Linked DNA regions of Mus musculus: region 1 is linked to region 2. Evidence: chromatin loops called from intact Hi-C (ENCODE). Cell type or tissue: left cerebral cortex. All regions are shown on one strand. Links, peaks and the distances in the headings refer to the core of each region. The heading gives the core; the rest is flanking DNA. Region 1 overlaps Syne1 (spectrin repeat containing, nuclear envelope 1). Region 2 overlaps Syne1 (spectrin repeat containing, nuclear envelope 1).

Region 1 (8,337 bases), core at 82-8,081, 53 kb before region 2:
CCAGTTCCCTTCCCTGCCACACCAGCCCCACGCAACGACCATCCATCTATCCCACCGTCAGCTGCCACAACACCCAGCAACCTAGTAGAAATAAAACTCTAGAAGCTTATAATTAACAAGTCAGATTAAGTATCAATAAATTCTCAATTTACAAGATGCTCACACAATAATATCAGAGCCAGTTGATAATGATACAAGCTGCCCACTTAGATCAAACAAGTTCTATTCCTATATGTTATTCATAACTACCTGTGGCTATTTAAAACTATGTGGGATCAGGATCTTTTTTCTATCCATCCACCTCCATCTTGGCTTCTCTCTCTCCCTCCTCTGAGTCACTCTCTGTCTCTGCAACTCTTTGCTCCACCTCCCTTTTCCCTGTCCAATCACAGACCTTCACAGACCTCCTGCTGCACTAATATTTTAATATAACTGGACAGGGAAAATCCTGCCACAAACACCTTATCTGTTGGCTACAGCACTTAACATCTCTGAGCCTGGGTTCTCTTTTATATGAAGTGATGCTTGTAAATACAACTGCTCCTGGAAATGCACAGGGAGCTTGTTCAGTGACCCTGTTTATACCAGGACATGCAGATGTGCAGTTCTTTGTTGGAAATGGTGTGATATTGGCAATGAACTTACTCATGTCCACCCGAATTCTTTACACCCTCTGTAAATTATTTTGAATATTTAATGCAATATAATCCTTCAAAGATAGCTGATATATGAAGTTGTGTAGGCACACCTGATGGGGGAAAAAGTCTGGACATATTAATGACAGACACAATTTTGGTTTTCTTCAATGCTTTCAGTGGACTGAGCCGTGGGTACAGAATCTCTGGCTAGAGGACCAGCTGTGTGTATACTTCCGAATTATGCTGGAATTCAAACATCAACTCCCAAAGGGATGGGGATGAGAAACAGAAAAGTAATACTTACCTCCCCAAACTGTTGTTCCCCTCCTTGCACACACACACACACACACACACACACACACACACACACACACACACACACAGAGTGAGCTTCGAAAGTAATTGGTGAGTGGATGATGAAGGGAGTGTTAATTGTTGTCACATGAAAGAGACCTGTAGCATAGTAATATAATGTAACCATGCTATGGAAACGTCATTAGGATATAAAGGAGTATTTCTCAAACCTTTGTGCTTGGCAGCTGAACATGCAGTGAGAATCTTGTGGGAAAATGTCATGTAGGAATTTACTTGTGGCTGTTACTACTGCCAGATAAATTAACAATATTAAGTAAAGATTTTAATTTGCTTATGATGGGGGCCAATATAACACAATTGTCCATTTAACCCTCACAGAGAAACGCCCATTTACTCCATCCCAGGGTGCCCTGGGCTTACGTGATTTACATTAAGTCATGAAAACGTTCACATCAGTCCACACATCAGACTTTGGAAAGCATGGTGTAAGGAAAGAAATAAATGTACATTTTTGAGCCAAGAAAGAAAGAATTGGTGGTTATTTAAATTCTGATTTTTCTATTTTTCAGTTTGCATTGTGTATTAAATTATATGACACAGTGAGTTTTCTTGTGGCATTCTGGCACATCTCCTGATCACACCTTTTCTGCCCTCTCTTACCGCCCCCTACCTCCACCCATGTCCCTAATAGGCCTCCATGTACTCTCAAGTCCATTATTTTATTCTCCTAAGTCTACACATGAAGAAAATCATGATGTTTGTTTCTCTTAGCCTGGCTTGTTTTGCTTAACATGGTGCTCTTCAGTTCCATCATCCTGCTTTCTGGCAGAACATACATCTTCATCATGGCTGTTGGTCACATTTTCTTTCCATCATGGGCTTCCTCAAGTCACCCCTTCTCTATGTGGGCCTTTATTAGTGATGAGTTCTACTTACCACATTCCAAAACAAAATTTAATTTTTCTCCTTTGTTGCCACCCCAAAAAAAGGGGTATGCCAAACAAAAAGTTTCTCACAATGGCACTGTGCCAGAACCACAGGGCAGGATTTACTACACTAACCAGGATAAGGCACTGATCTTCCTCAAGTTCCTGAATACATAGCTCTGAGCCATGCTGTGGTGTGGGAAATATTAAAATGAACGGCAAGTTCCTGCACTTTACCCAGCTATCCTTAGCCCCGGCGGTCTCGGTGGCCAGTTCTTATCTTATGGAGACTCTCTGACTCAGAGCCCCAAAATCTCTCCACCCAGCTTGCTAAATTCTCACTGGAGGGTCACTACCATACCAGCCCCATGTTTCAAAGCCCCATGGCCTTTGTGGTGCACATCTGGCAAACCCACCCCTTGCTGCTGTACCTTTCTCTCTTGAATCCAGTCAATCTGCTGCGTGAAGGAAAACACCACACAAACTTAGTTCAGAAACAATGGTAACTCAAACTCTGGTTGCCACGACTAGAATCCTAATTTTGTAAGACACATTAATTCTAAATCCTCCAGTGGTACTCATCCTGGTGGATTCACCATATAAGCCAGGAGACGCTAGTAGCTACATCTTGCCCTCTCGCTATCCCCATCAAAAAGCCCCTCTCTCCTGCTTCCTCTCTTCCTCCAAAAGTCCCGCCTACTCTCCCAGTGATTGATGCCTTTATTCATTAGGGGATGGTTCACAAGGAGTCGCCTGAGTAAGTGACTTATTCCTCGGTCCAGAAAAACCCTCCTGGGAAAGCAGGATTAACATCAAAGTACAACAGTACCAGGGCCATCCACAGCACCACTACCCTCCCACAGCCGCACTGTATGCCTGCCTCCCACTTGAAAGAAGCCACAGAAGGGATCTAGAGACTATAGTCCATCTGGATCTGAGACACTGGAGGCAAACAAATTTTGTTTGGTCAAATTTTCTTTTTCTGTTCTTTATTCTTTGTTTTGTCCCAACTAGTTAATGTTCTCCTTGTTAGACACTGTCTTCCTGCCAGAGTGTACAGGCCCCCACAGTTGACTAGTACTGACATATGGCTAAAGCTCCCTGTTGTTACTGAGGAGTTCTCACGGGAAGACTCAGTGCTAAGCTTTGACCAGCATCTACACTGTGGCTCCAAGCTGTATTCCAATCAGAATCACATTTTTATGAGGCATGGAATTAGGAATTGAGCTGAGAAAAAGTATGGCAGATTTACCTTTGAAGTTAATTCTAGCAATAATCATTTGAAAGTTTTTCTATTGGTTAGGATTAAGGTAACTCTATTAGTCACAAAATGAATAATTATCCTTTAAATTACATGTACTTTTAATCTTATTTTTATTTTTTAAATTTAGTTTAATTTTTTTTTAAGACCAGGTTACTCCATGTAGCCCTGGCTGTCCGGGAATTCAGTCTGTAGACCAGGCTGGCCTCAAACTCACAGATACTTACCTGCCTCTGTCTCTTGGGTGCTGAGATTATAATTCAATTCTTGACAGCTTATTTTCTTGTCATTTTGAGAAATTGAGCTGTCTGGGCCAGCTGCCCTCCCCTGGGTCATGGGATGTGAAATGATCCGTTTCACACTGGCTACTGTGGGTCATGAGGCACTAGATGGTTCTTTTCACTCTGGTTAATGGTTAGTAAGACTCACTGGATGGGAAACACTTTGCACATTGAATGAATACCAAAGACACTGTATGGTTGGAAATAGATCTGTACTTCTTATAGCCACCGGAGAAGCTGGCAAGTTCTCTGTGTTCCCTATTACTCCATGTGCCTTCAAGAATAGCATTCAGGCCAAGGCCTGGTCAAGGCATCCAATGCCATCCATCATCTTTTAGAATAAATTCCAAAATTTATGCCACAGCCCATGAATAGACTGTTTTCATAATTTGTCTAACAAAGGAAAAGTTGAGGTGTGGACTTGGGGGACATCTTCTTAAGTCCCCTGCCCCCACCAGGGTCATTTAGTGGTGATTAAACGCATTGTAAGTTGCCACAATTAACAGTCATTGGGATGCTGAAGTCCAGGGATACTACTGGACATTCCATAATGTTTCAGACAGACCTATCCTCACAGAGCTATTTACCTCAGATCTCAGTGGTTCTGAGACTGGACATGCTAACTAGAGGCAGAAAGCAGAACACCAGGATGCTTGTCTTATTTCATTTAACATAGTTGCTTCCAGTTCTACTTATGTCCCATCACAGTACACGATTCTATCTCTCCTTAGAGCAGAATAAAACTACACTGTGGACACATGATGGATTTTCTTTACACTGTAAGCTTTCCTGAGCCATTCCTTGCCTTCCAGCCTTTTATTACAGATGCAATTAATAGCTTTGATAGCTTCCATGACTTGGTCTCTGTTCACCCTTTTGACCACTGATTGACAGCCTCCAGGACTTGGTCTCTGTCGACTCAGGGTTCCCTCTGCTTTGGCTTTTGCACCCACTGTCCATCCTTTGTCGTGTTTGATGGCTCACTTCCTGAATATGTTCCGATCTAACACTCTGAGCAGTCTTGGAGATATGCTGCTTGTGCAGTAGCAATGCTTTCTCCACACCGTCTAGACTCTCAGCACCTTTCTTTCCTACTTCTTGTGCCAGGCATGCATCTGCTGATCTATTACCTTGTTTTTCCTCAGAAGAGTGCCAGTCCATGAGAGCCAAGATTGTGTTATTTGGAGTGCTTTATACACTGTATCTAAAACATATGTTTCCTCAATGCTAAGCAGCTGTGTGTCTGTGTTTCCATGGAGAAATGAAAAAAAATTTCACATAAGCCCTTCTTGGTGGACTCTGAAAAAGGGAAGAGCAGGTGATGAACTTTTTGCATCAAAAGGAACCCTGGTCATATCACTCTGAAGAAGCTCCCCAGCTGACCCTGACAGTGATCTTGTCTCAGGCTATACACAAGCATAACTAAGCAGAGACAAGTGCGCTGCGATTTCTTCTCCTAAATGAGAATGCTGGTAGAAAAATCCAGAGAGTCTGGAGACAAGCCTTACGTTGCCCCCTTCCCAGACCACGCAGACAGCTTTAATTATAATGGGAAGCAGATGGCGGACAAACAGATCCTACAGTGTGTTTGGAATTCTCTCCCATGAGTCACAAATATATTTCAGGACAGTGTGGAAAACACTGACATAACAAGATGATTTTTGATATATCAATAAAAGGCTACCAACTGCACAGTTCGCCACCAAAACAGTGCACCCCTCTTGTTCAACCTGACAATCCTTTTTTTTTTTTCTTTTTCTTTTTCAGGTCAAACACTTCAGAGCTTTGCAAGAGCAGGCCAGGACCTACTTGGATCTCCTTTGCTCCATGTGTGACTTGTCAAACTCCTCAGTGAAAAACACAGCAAAAGATATTCAGCAAACAGAGCAGCTGGTAAATATATATATATATATGTTCATGATTGCAACTAATTGTCTGCTTTGTCTGCCTTGTTATCTTCTCTCCATCTTCAAAGCTGTGAGATTTAAAGAAAATATTTCTGGAGATATTCTTGCTATAACCCTCTTCAAGCCACAGTAACAAGTCAATATGTGATTTATTTTATTTTATTTTATTTTTGCCATCCCAGAAAGGAAGGTAGATACTAAGTCAGTGGAGTCACCACTGAATTGTTTAGTCTGTACAACCACCACCGCTGGCACCTTCCTCCACCTTAATTACCAGTCTCTCGTGGTTTTCCTAGTCCCTCGCGCCTCTTTCTGTTGTTCTTTTCTCCTTTCCCATCCTGTTCTTTAAGGAATACGCTGAAGAGTCCACTGCCCTAGCTTTTTTATATAAGGCCCACCAACGGGCTACTGCTTAAATCCTTCCAAAGGGTGACAGTTGTAATAAGACAAATTATACACTTCCAAAAACCAGAAGGGCAGATCTAAAGACAATCTAAAACATTGATAGGGCTATGTACAGCAGTGTGGTAAATCTGAAATCCCACTCCTGGGGTCCGGGTAAAGGAGGTTGAAACAGGAGGATTGCCAGAATTTCTAGGCCTGTATAATTCACTTTCCAAAAAATAAATAAATAAAAAAGCAGATAACAACATTAAACCATGTTTTTAAAGATGAAGAAACAAATATATAAGAGATGTGAGCCTTTCTTAATTACTCAAATCCCAATTTTCCAGTCAAATAGATGTATTTACTGCTTGGCCTAAATGGAAAAGCTCTTGGGGAACTCTTTGATCTCATACATTGGTAAAATTTCTTGGATCTTTGCAGCACTGATTAAAAATCACACAGGAGAACTCTTAGATGTTTTAATTCGTTGGAAACTCTTAAGCCTAAAGGAAATCTGTTTTTCTTTGATACAAAGAAAGAGGTGCCTTTCGGATCTGGCTGAGCGGGAGCACAGGACCAGGCTCTTCCCAGCAACCCACTGACAACCCAGAGGTTAGATTCACTGAACAGAGATGAGGTACGGAAAATGAACTAACATTTAACTGTGTTTCCTCCAGATTGAACAAAGGCTGGTCCAAGCACAGAACTTAACTCAGGGCTGGGAGGAGATCAAGAGCCTGAAGGCCGAGCTCTGGATTTACCTACAGGATGCTGACCAACAACTCCAGAACATGAAGAGGAGGCACACTGAGCTGGAGATAAATATTGCTCAGAACATGGTCATGCAAGTGAAGGTAGGAACTGATGCCCGCATGGGGTCAGGGGTCAGGGAGGAAGCCAAGACAGAGCAAGAGATGCAATGCACTCAATATATTCGCTTCTGTACGCCCAGGGGCGTTGTGAATCCTTAGTACTGGGGCAGCCACTTAAGCAATAAGAGAGTATGAGTTGCAGAGAAACATGTGCTGAGCACAGTAATGTGTACCTGTAGTCTTCTCTACTTGGGGGCTAGGGAGGGAAAATGGCTTGAGCCCGGGAGGTCAAGACTAGCCCAGGCACTGTAGCAAGACCCCATCTCAGTAAGTAAATAAATAAAATTTCAAGTATATTTTCAGAGTTCTGCATGGCCATTTTCATATGAAACATTCATTATATACAAGCAAGACAGCTGACCTTTAGCCCACAAAACCAGGAAGTCTGTTTAATAAACACAGACCTTAGTGTTCATATTTTCATTGCATATAGTCTTGAGGTTTGGTCTGTGGCTATGTATTGTAATGTTAATTCTGTACCTAAAGGTCTAGGCCTATAAGTGAATTCTCTGGGTTACCAGCTTTTGCCGTGCAAACCTTAGTTTAAAACTATTGGTTAAATAAAAATGGCTACAGCCAATAAATGAAGAGATGAAAGGTACCTGGATTTTAAGTCACCTCACCGGAGGTGAAGGAGGAGAGGGGAGAGAAAACAAGGAAGAGAGAGGAGAACGCACCACAAGAAGAGAGGAACCATGAGCCCATGGCCAGAAGAAACAGGAAATATCTAGGGTACATAACTGGGGAGGTAGCCAGGCCCACAACTAGAAAAGTACATTAGGGGTTACTTCCCAGTAATTGTCAAAGCCAAATAAAAATTATAGTCTGAGTCTCATTTATTTGTAAACTAGACAGAAATAAGCTTAAATTGCTTCCACTACACTATAGCTATAGAAATGTAAGCCTACTTGTTAAATGCATCGATTAAGTTAAATAAAGCAGAAATATATTAATAATCTGTATAATATATATTTGTGAGAATTATAAGTATTATAAGTATATTCCAATCAATTAACTTGATTGGAATGAGGGTCATATTTTAAACAAGCTTTAAGACTGCTTTCTTTGATAAGTTATTTCTATTTTCTCCTGGAATATTATTTGTAACTACATAATAAAAAAGAATAGAGGGAAACTGAACTAAATTTATTTTTTCCCATAAAGGCATAAACTATTGTTTTCATTATTTAAAAGTTTCTTCCATAGTATTTTGAGAAAAATAAGACCTTACTTCAAGAAAACTTACTTCTCAAAATAATTCAAAGCAAGAAAATATCAAAGTTACTCTGATTCTTTCACAGGTGGGAATTTGTGTTTAGAAGAAAGAATCATGGTTGTTTTTTTTTTTTTTTTCCAATTTTCAGGGATATTTATTTCAAAGCTATTTGTGTTTCTTTCTGTTCACTTGGCAGGACTTACACATTATTTCTTGTTTTACATTTTCACCTTCAGGATTTTATTAAGCAGCTACAGTGTAAGCAGGTCTCTGTGAGCACCATTGTAGAAAAGGTGGACAAGCTAACAAAGAACCAGGAGTCCCCTGAGCACAAGGAAATAACCCACCTGAATGACCAATGGCAAGACCTTTGCCTCCAGTCTGACAAGCTATGTGCACAGAGAGAACAGGACCTTCAGAGAACCAGCAGTTACCATGACCACATGCGTGTCGTTGAAGCCTTTCTTGAAAAATTTACTACAGAATGGGACAGCCTGGCCAGGTAACAGAACTCGCCCAGTGGTTCACCATGAT
Region 2 (8,337 bases), core at 88-8,087:
AAACCATGAGTTTTCCACTGTAACTTTGCTGATTTCTCACATATTTCCAATAAATAAATAGATGGATGTTGTTTTTTGGTTTTGGTTTTGGTTTTACTTTTCAAGACAGGGTTTCTCTGTGTAGCCCTGGATGTCCTGGAACTTGCTCTGTAGACCAGGCTGGCCAGGGACTCAGAGATCCACTTGCCTCTGCCTCCCAAGTGCTGGAACTAAAGGGTGTGCCACCACTGCTAGGCCTAGACTGATCTTTTAAAATTATTAGTTTCTTAGATTTTTGTACCATTTAATATTTGAAGTAATTATATTTTTGTGTGAATAATTCACTCACAAATAGTAAAATATGGCCTCATTTACAAAATTAATAGTTCTAGATTGATTCATTTTTGAGACAGTCTCCTCTAGCCCAGGCTAGCTTCAAACTTGGTATGTACCTGAGCGTATCCTTGGACTCCTCCCAATCCTCCTGCCTTCTCGTACATTTATCTTTAAAACAAACACACAAACACACATATAAACAACAAAAAAACCCTTTCAATACTTATTCAGAATGTTAACCAATGTTGTGAACTCCATTTTGGGAACTAGATCAGGTAGAGCCCACCCCTTTTCTATATTGGTTTAATATAGGCATAGTAGTTAATTCGAGGTGTACTAGCTAAATAGAGGTGCCCAATTAATTAAAATGTACTGGTTAAATAGAGTATACTGGTTAATTAGAGATGCATTGGTTATTTGAGCAGTGCTAGTTAAATAGAGGTATGCTGGCTAATTACAGATATCCAGATAGAGTAAAGATGTACTAGTTAAATATAGATATTTTGGCTAAGTGGAGATGTGCTGGTAAATTAGAGGTGTGTTTGTTAAATAGAAGTGTACTAGATAGTTAGATGTTAACTAGAGACACACTAGTTAAATATGGGTGTGCTGGTTAAATAGAAGTGTAACTGATTAAATAGAAATAAACCTGTTAAATAGGGGCTACTGCATGAATAGTTTGCATTACCATTTTACCAAATATAAAACAAGAAGGTACTTTGGCAATGTGAAATGTTGATATACATTTTTTCATATTTATGAGATTGCTAAAGCAATTATAATGCACTTGTTATCTTTTAAATTCTTTATTTTTAAATGTTATTTTCAAGCATTATTTTTAAATGTTATTTTCACGGCACCAACAATGAATGTAAATCTTAAGCCTTTCCACTGCATTAAGAATAGTTTCCTAAGCGCACTGAACTTGCCTTTCCTTCACTCTGACACTCTACTCTCCACCCAGGACATTGCGTACTACCAAGCTCTGTCAGCCGAGGGGTTGCAGACAGATGCTGCAAGAATTCCCCCCAGTGCTGCTGTATCCCAAGAGTTGTATGAGCCAGGACTGGAGCCTTCAGCGACTGCCAAGCTGGGTGACTTACAACGTTCCTGGGAAACCTTAAAAAACGTGGTAAGTCTTTAAAGCGTTGAACTGTTCAAGCTCCTCAGACATCCATCGCTTTCAGTATCATCTTATGAAATGCACGCAGAGTTACACATCTAGGAGACAGTCAGATGCCCTTGAGTAAAGCTGTGAGGAAAGAAATGTCACAACCTGCAAGATAAGAAGCAGGAAGCTGTTGGTAAGGTCTCTTTTCTTGTTCAGATCAGTGAGAAACAGCGGACTCTCTACGAAGTTTTGGAACGCCAGCAGAAGTACCAAGACTCTCTCCAATCCATCTCGACTAAAATGGAGGCCATGGAGATGAAGCTAGGTGAGAGCCTCGAGCCCAGCCGGAGTCCAGAGAGCCAGATGGCTGAGCACCAGGTAAAAATAGCAATCTCAATGACTTCAGCTTCCTGCGAGATGGATTCAGAGTACACTGTAGCTGGCCTGTCAGGCTCCTCGTGGGGAGAACAGGGCAGCAGTTCTTGTTGGAGTGAGCAAGATTCCAAAAGGTGGGAGTTGCCACCACTCCTTCAGGGTGGGTGGGGTCTAAGAAGGAAACAGAGGAAATCAGACCTGGATTCTAATTTTAGAAAACTACATGCGTTGGTGTTGCTTGGGGATTTTTCTGATACTAGCTGTCTTTTCTTCTAGTTGCCAGATTGATTTTGTTTAGTTATGAGCCTTTGTTGTAAGAACAAATATGAAATTTATATCCCAAATTGGCCTCATCAGGGAATGCTCCCCAGATTTCAGTGGGAAAGAGTTCTAAGTTTTCATCTTGTGTTGCTCTGACTCCAGTCATTTTTCAAAGCTTATGCAAGTTAGAGAAAGAGTCAAGATCTATGTGAAGAAAGAGCTGATTCCATAAATCTAATTTAGAAAGATGCTACCCAAAAGGCAACAGCTTAAAATGTATGCTAAAATCACACATGGCGAGTGGGCACTGCCAGTGAGACCTACTCAGTGCTTTAATGTCACTTATGTGGCAAAACTGAGGTCTAAGGATGTGGAGACCTGCTTTAGTCTGGGTGCTGAGTCCACACGACATAGGAAAGTACTGCACAATGCTAATTAGGACCCAGCAGCATATGACAGTCCCCCCCCCCCAAAAGCAGAGGGCAAGAAAGATGTTTTTAGTTGTTAATTGACCTATAGGCCCCATAGATTGATGCATGGTGCTTTTTGCCTAGAATCCAGGTTCAGTTCCTAGCACCCTCCTGGTGGTTCACAACCACGTATAACTCTAGTATCAGGGATCTGATATGATCTTCTGACCTCTAGGCTATCAGACACACAAGTGGTGCATATGTATGTGTGTATACATACATATATACATACACACACACACACACATGGACCAAACAGTCCTAGACATAAAAGTAATTACATGTAACTGAACAAAAAAAGCCAGGTGTTCAGTACACATCAATAATTCTAGCACACAGGAAATGAAAGAGCAGTCCAGTGCAACTAGACCCACTTAGGGGACCATCACAGAACAGAGCAGGAGCTGGAGAGGCGGCTCAGTGGGTAAGAGCACTTCCTGCTTCCCAGCACCCCTCTGAGAGATTCATGGCTATTCAAATCTCTTGCTCCAGAGGATCAGATGCCCTCTTCTGGCCTCTTCAGACAACCCCACACACGTGGCACTTACACAGAAACACATGTACACATATATAAACAATAAAATATGAATCTTAAGAGAGAGATAAAAGCGCAAAGTGACAGACATGTCTGTTAGAGACAGCACAGCTTATCAGCTTTAGAAACGAGGCTATAGAGCTGTGATTCACGCGCGCACACACACACACACACACACACACACACACACACACACTACCGCTCTACACTCCATTTGGACTCTACTATAAACGTGGACTTCATGGTGTGCTGTCCAGTACGAGCGCTTTCTTTTGCAATACACCGCCTTTCACTTTAAGATAAAAATGTACACATTCCATCTAAAGATGGCATATTGAGAAATAGTGGTTTCAGGCTTTTGAAACTCTTGTAACTTCTTAGGGTAGGTGTTAAATACACAGGATAGACCTATTTTAGACCTTTTGACAAACTATGTTTTAGATACACTAGAGTGCCCCGCAGTCTGCCTGGCTTGGGAAACATGGCTACAAACATGGCATATGATCTTCTATTAGATCATAACAGTCATGAGGACGATCCAGCACTCACGTGACTATTGCCACACTGTTCTCTCTGACTGCCATCCATTGTCTTGCTAGAGTACTGTCACCTCCAGACATCCCTGTCCCTTACTAGAGGGGCCATAGTGTTATGTTCTTGCCTGATGGACCTGTTTTCCTTCAAGCATCCAAAGAGAATATGGAATGAGTTATCTAGGAGCAGTATTTATCAGGGTAATTCAAGAGCCACACATATTATTGAGAACCAGTGATCTGGGAGAAGGTTTAAATTGTTTCATTCTGTCTATCTTTAGGTTATCTCTACCTCTTTTGGAGGCTTATCATCCCTATAAACCTAGGTAACTGACCACAGCTCCCCCAACACCCAGCTAAAATTGTACATTATTGCTGCTTATTATGAATCAGAAAGACATCAAATAACTTCTCTTGCAGCTGAAGCCATGACTTTCTGTCCTTTTGCTGTTCCTGAAGACAGTGCCTCCCATGACCACAGTGAGACAACATAGCTCATTTAATGACGAACGTAAGCTAGACATCACAGCTTAGGTAGCTTATTAATGGCCTAATGGAGGGTGAGGAGACACAGAGCACATGCAATTTGGTGCAGTTGTGTATATACCCTGCACTCTAGCTTCTTCTTCCTGGGCCATCTTTGTTCGCTTCCAATGTCTGTTCCTAAGTTCTACAAATTCTGGGGCAAAGCTGCCTACACGAAGAGCTAGTGCCGACACACTATCTAAATCTGTCCCTGGAGTCAGGAACAGTCCTTCATTATAGATCTTCTATTTCTAAATTCCAACTGAACAGTGGTGGAGAAGTCCAGGATGCTTGTTTATACTTTAAAGGAATTGATAGAAATGTTTTGCTTCTTATTTTCCTGAACGCTGCCATAAGGATTATTTCTTATTGATCTAATTCTTACAAGGTTCTCAGCCTATGGGTCTCAACCCCTACAAGGGTTACAGGTCAGATATCCTGCATATCACATATTTATATTGTAATTAGTAGTAATAGCAAAATGACAGTTATGAAGTAGCCACAAAAGTAATTTTATGGCTTGAGGTCAGCACAGCATGAGGAACTGCACTAAAGGTTTGCAGCATTAGGAAGGTTGGGTACCACTGCTCCGGACTCTTGCCTCAATGTGCTTCCTCAGTCTGGTTGGTGCTTTCAGGCCCCTCTCTCTCCAGTTAGGCTCTCTATGATGTATAATGGGCACAGGACCCAGTGCAGTTCGAATGATGGTGATGTGTGTTTGAATGTTATACCCTGTGGTTGGAATTTGAGCCATTTTCTATGTTTTTTTTTTCATAAAATTTTATTGATACTTGTAAATTTCACATCATGCACCTAATCCCACTCTTCCCATATCTGCCCTCCACTCTATAACCCCCCAAAGGAAATAAAAACAAAAATGAAAAACAAACAACAACAAAGCACCTCACCATGGAAGCTGCGGTGTGTCATAGTGTGTCACACAATCTGCCCTTTTGCCCAAACAGCTTGCAGATGTTCATTACAATGAGTCATTGGTCTGGTTTGAGGCCTCTGGCTTCTGCTCCACTGTCAATGCTGGGTCTTCGGAGACTCCTCTCGGATATCCTGCTGTGGCCCTGAGTCATGGAGACCCTGCAGCTTTGGATCTGCAGGATCAGCCCTTTCACATACCTGAGCAGCTCATAGGTGGGGTAGGTGTTATGGAGGGCCAGCTCAAAGTCCTGGATCTGGGCCTGGGTAGTAGCTCAGTTTGTCAGCCTGCCAGCTTTCCCAGACTGCCCAGGTAAGGGGTGGGGTGTCGGGCATTTGGCATCTTTACCACACTCAGCTCAGTGACAGGCTTTGGGACAAGTTCTGAGGCTATTTTATTCTAACAAATGAATCATGGAAACAATTGTACTCAAAGGTATAGCCTGGAGACTGAGTAGAGTTACTCTTTTCTTTTGGAATGGAATAAACTTAAGTTCCATGTGGCCCTACTATTAAAGGATTGGGCTTGGGTGAAGCTCCAAGTATTTGTCTTGCATTAAAATATTAGTGGATGGGTATCTTAATGGGAGTCAGTATGATTTTCTAAAATTTATTATATATGTATATATAAGTATACATGTGTGTATGTGTGTGTGAGAGAGAGACAGAGACAGAGAGAGATACACACACACACATACAGAGAGAGAGAGAGAGAGAGAGAGAGAGAGAGAGAGAGAGAGAGAATCATATAAGAAATAGCCAGAAAAGACAACACAACTCGTCATTAGTTAAATCTCAGTGGATTTGGCAGATCAGAGGTACAGTGAAGTCACATATATAAAATATGAACTGATCAAATCCTCTCTCCTTGCCCCCTCCCCCTTTGTCAGATCCCTTTCCCGACTTCTAGTAATCTCTAGCCACTTGTCTAACTCTGTTCCTGTCGCTCACATGTCCTCTTTATCACCACGAGTCAGTGCCGACCCAAAGAAACCTCCCTCTCCCTCTCTGCCTCCTCTCCCTCTCCCTCTCCCTCTCCCTCTCCCTCTCCCTCTCCCTCTCCCTCTCCCTCTCCCTCTCCCTCTCCCTCTCCCTCTCCCTCTCCCTCTCCCTCTCCCTCTCCCTCTCCCTCTCCCTCCCCCTCCCCCTCCCCCTCCCCCTCTCCCTCTCCCTCCCCCTCCCCCTCTCCCTCCCCCTCCCCCTCCCCCTCTCCCTCCCCCTCTCCCTCCCCCTCTCCCTCTCTCCCTCCCCCTCTCCCTCTCTCCCTCCCCCTCCCCCTCCCCCTCCCCCTCCCCCTCCCTCTCCCTCTCCCTCTCTCTCTCCCTCTCCGCCTCCTCTCACAGTAGTTGGATCAGCTACTGGGGGCCAGCTGCTGGCCATGAACTCTTCTCTGAATTATGAGACTGAAGGTGTGTTGAGCTTCCAGACGGATTTCTTTACATATTACAAAATGAAAACCACGTAGCAAAATTAGTTAAAGCATACAATTCATTGACATTTAAAATGGTTATATATCATATAAGCACCACCTCTATCTGTTTGTAAAATGTTTTCATCACTCCAAATAAAATCTTCCTGGTTGTCACCGAGCTTGGATGCTGGGCCAGAAGTTGGGAAGGGAGGACAGCCTGAGCAGTGCAGAACTGACAGTTCCAAGGAGCCAAACCACACTTTTTCTTACTGAAGAATATTCAGAGAAGGAGATAGAAGCAGAAGCCAGGGACGTCACCACACCCCCGATCAGCCGAATCAACTGAGATTTAATGAGGAGTTGTGTTTTTTCTTTCTGGTCATTTCTTATATGAATTAGGCACCAACTGTATTATGAGTTAGAATTAATTCACTTAGATGTCTCGAACACCCCCTAGGCCAACAGCCAAAAGACTGGCTTTTTATAAATATATGATTTGAAAGTAACTGGGGGTGAATCACCAGCATGGTGTGGAGAAAACAGAAATATTATTCTGAGCTATATAAGAAAAAAGGGAGTAGGGAGTAGATTAAGAGACATCTAGCCCACATGTAGGGCGAGAATTGGAATAATAACAGGTGGGAGGAAGGCACTGTATGCACAGCTGTGAGAAGGTGGAGGAGAGTGAGGGGGAGGATGAGTGTGGCTTACAACTGCAGAAGAGGAGGAGACATAATGAGGCCTGTTCTCTAATTATAGAGGAGGCTAAAATCTGAACAAATAATACAGAGTTTTTATTTTTTGACAATCGGGTCTTCAGCAAGTGATCATAATTAATAATGCATGAAACTACTTTGAATGAACAATTAAGAGAGTCAGTCTATAAAGTCAATGAGATCTCAAAAATCCTTCACCCCCAACTCTGGGCATGTTGCTGACACCTATAAATAATGAGGCAGGGATTGCACATTCAAAGGCACCCATAGATTATATGGTTCGATAAAAGATGTTGCAAATATAAGAAAACTATATCTCAACAGAACAGAAGTTCTCGTTGGGTGTAGTGGCAAGGATATACAACCCCAGAATTTGTCAGGCAGAAGCAGGAGAATCAGGAGTTTGAGGCCATCCTCTTACACAACAAATTGGAGGTCTGATCTATGTAGTCCCTGTTTCAAAACAAACAACCAAAGAGACACAAGCAAATGAACAAACAATCCCCATCCTCCACACCCAGGAAGGGAGAAGATAGCTAAAGTTGAAAAATAAGGGGGCTGAAGAGATAGCTAAGAACACTGACTGCTCTTCCAGAGGTCCTGAGTTCAATTCCCAGCAACCACATGGTGACTCATTGTAATGAGACCTGACACCCTCTTCTGGTGTGTCTGAAGACAGCTACAGTGTACTTATATACACTCAAAATAAATAAGTCTTAAAAAAAAAGAAAGAAAAGAAAAGAAAAAGAGAAAAAGAAGTCCTACCACTTAGAGTACTGGTTCCCAACCTTCCTCATGCCTTTAATACACTTCTTTATATACTTCTTTATACACTTCTTTAATAACCTCCGTTTAATACACTTCTCATGCTGCGGTGACCCCCAGTCATAAGATTATTTTTATTGCTGTAACAGTAATTTTACTACTGTTACAAATCATAATGTAAATATCTGATAATCAGGAGATCTGATCTGTGATTCCTAAAGGGACCTCCACCCACAGGTTGAGAACCACTGACTTACAGAGATTTACAAAGCTCTAAGGATGAAGAGAGAGCATCCTTTGCACAGCAGTGAGCTTCCAAGAACAGATGCATGTGGCTCAGAGCAAGATTATACTGCAAGGTAGAAAGGGGAGAGAAGGGAGGGGCAAGGC

Evidence for each region. Hi-C counts contacts between places; a loop is a spot of excess contacts. Peaks named below come from ENCODE experiments on the same cell type or tissue, not always from the same donor. Only the 100,000 strongest peaks of a DNase experiment are listed, where the experiment ranks them.
Region 1: it touches region 2 in a loop (4-fold over the local background); 3 of 42 quality-filtered maps call a loop at or near these places.

What each region holds. Positions count from the first base shown.
Region 1 is chr10:5,231,544-5,239,880 of GRCm38, reverse strand. Syne1 (spectrin repeat containing, nuclear envelope 1) reads left to right here. Exons shown (of 146, transcript NM_001347711.1): 74 at 5,189-5,314; 75 at 6,393-6,569; 76 at 8,040-8,305. Among named protein-coding and RNA genes, the nearest start is that of Gm51757, 91 kb to the left of the region's middle. In left cerebral cortex, for the core only: no CTCF peak of the experiment used is centred there; DNase peaks (open chromatin) are centred at 2,744, 4,623 and 4,933; H3K27ac peaks cover 705 bases.
Region 2 is chr10:5,178,863-5,187,199 of GRCm38, reverse strand. It overlaps Syne1 (spectrin repeat containing, nuclear envelope 1), which reads left to right. Exons shown (of 146, transcript NM_001347711.1): 93 at 1,280-1,447; 94 at 1,643-1,804. Among named protein-coding and RNA genes, the nearest start is that of Gm51757, 140 kb to the left of the region's middle. In left cerebral cortex, for the core only: no CTCF peak of the experiment used is centred there; DNase peaks (open chromatin) are centred at 1,802, 4,273, 6,729, 7,044 and 1 more place; H3K27ac peaks cover 1,183 bases.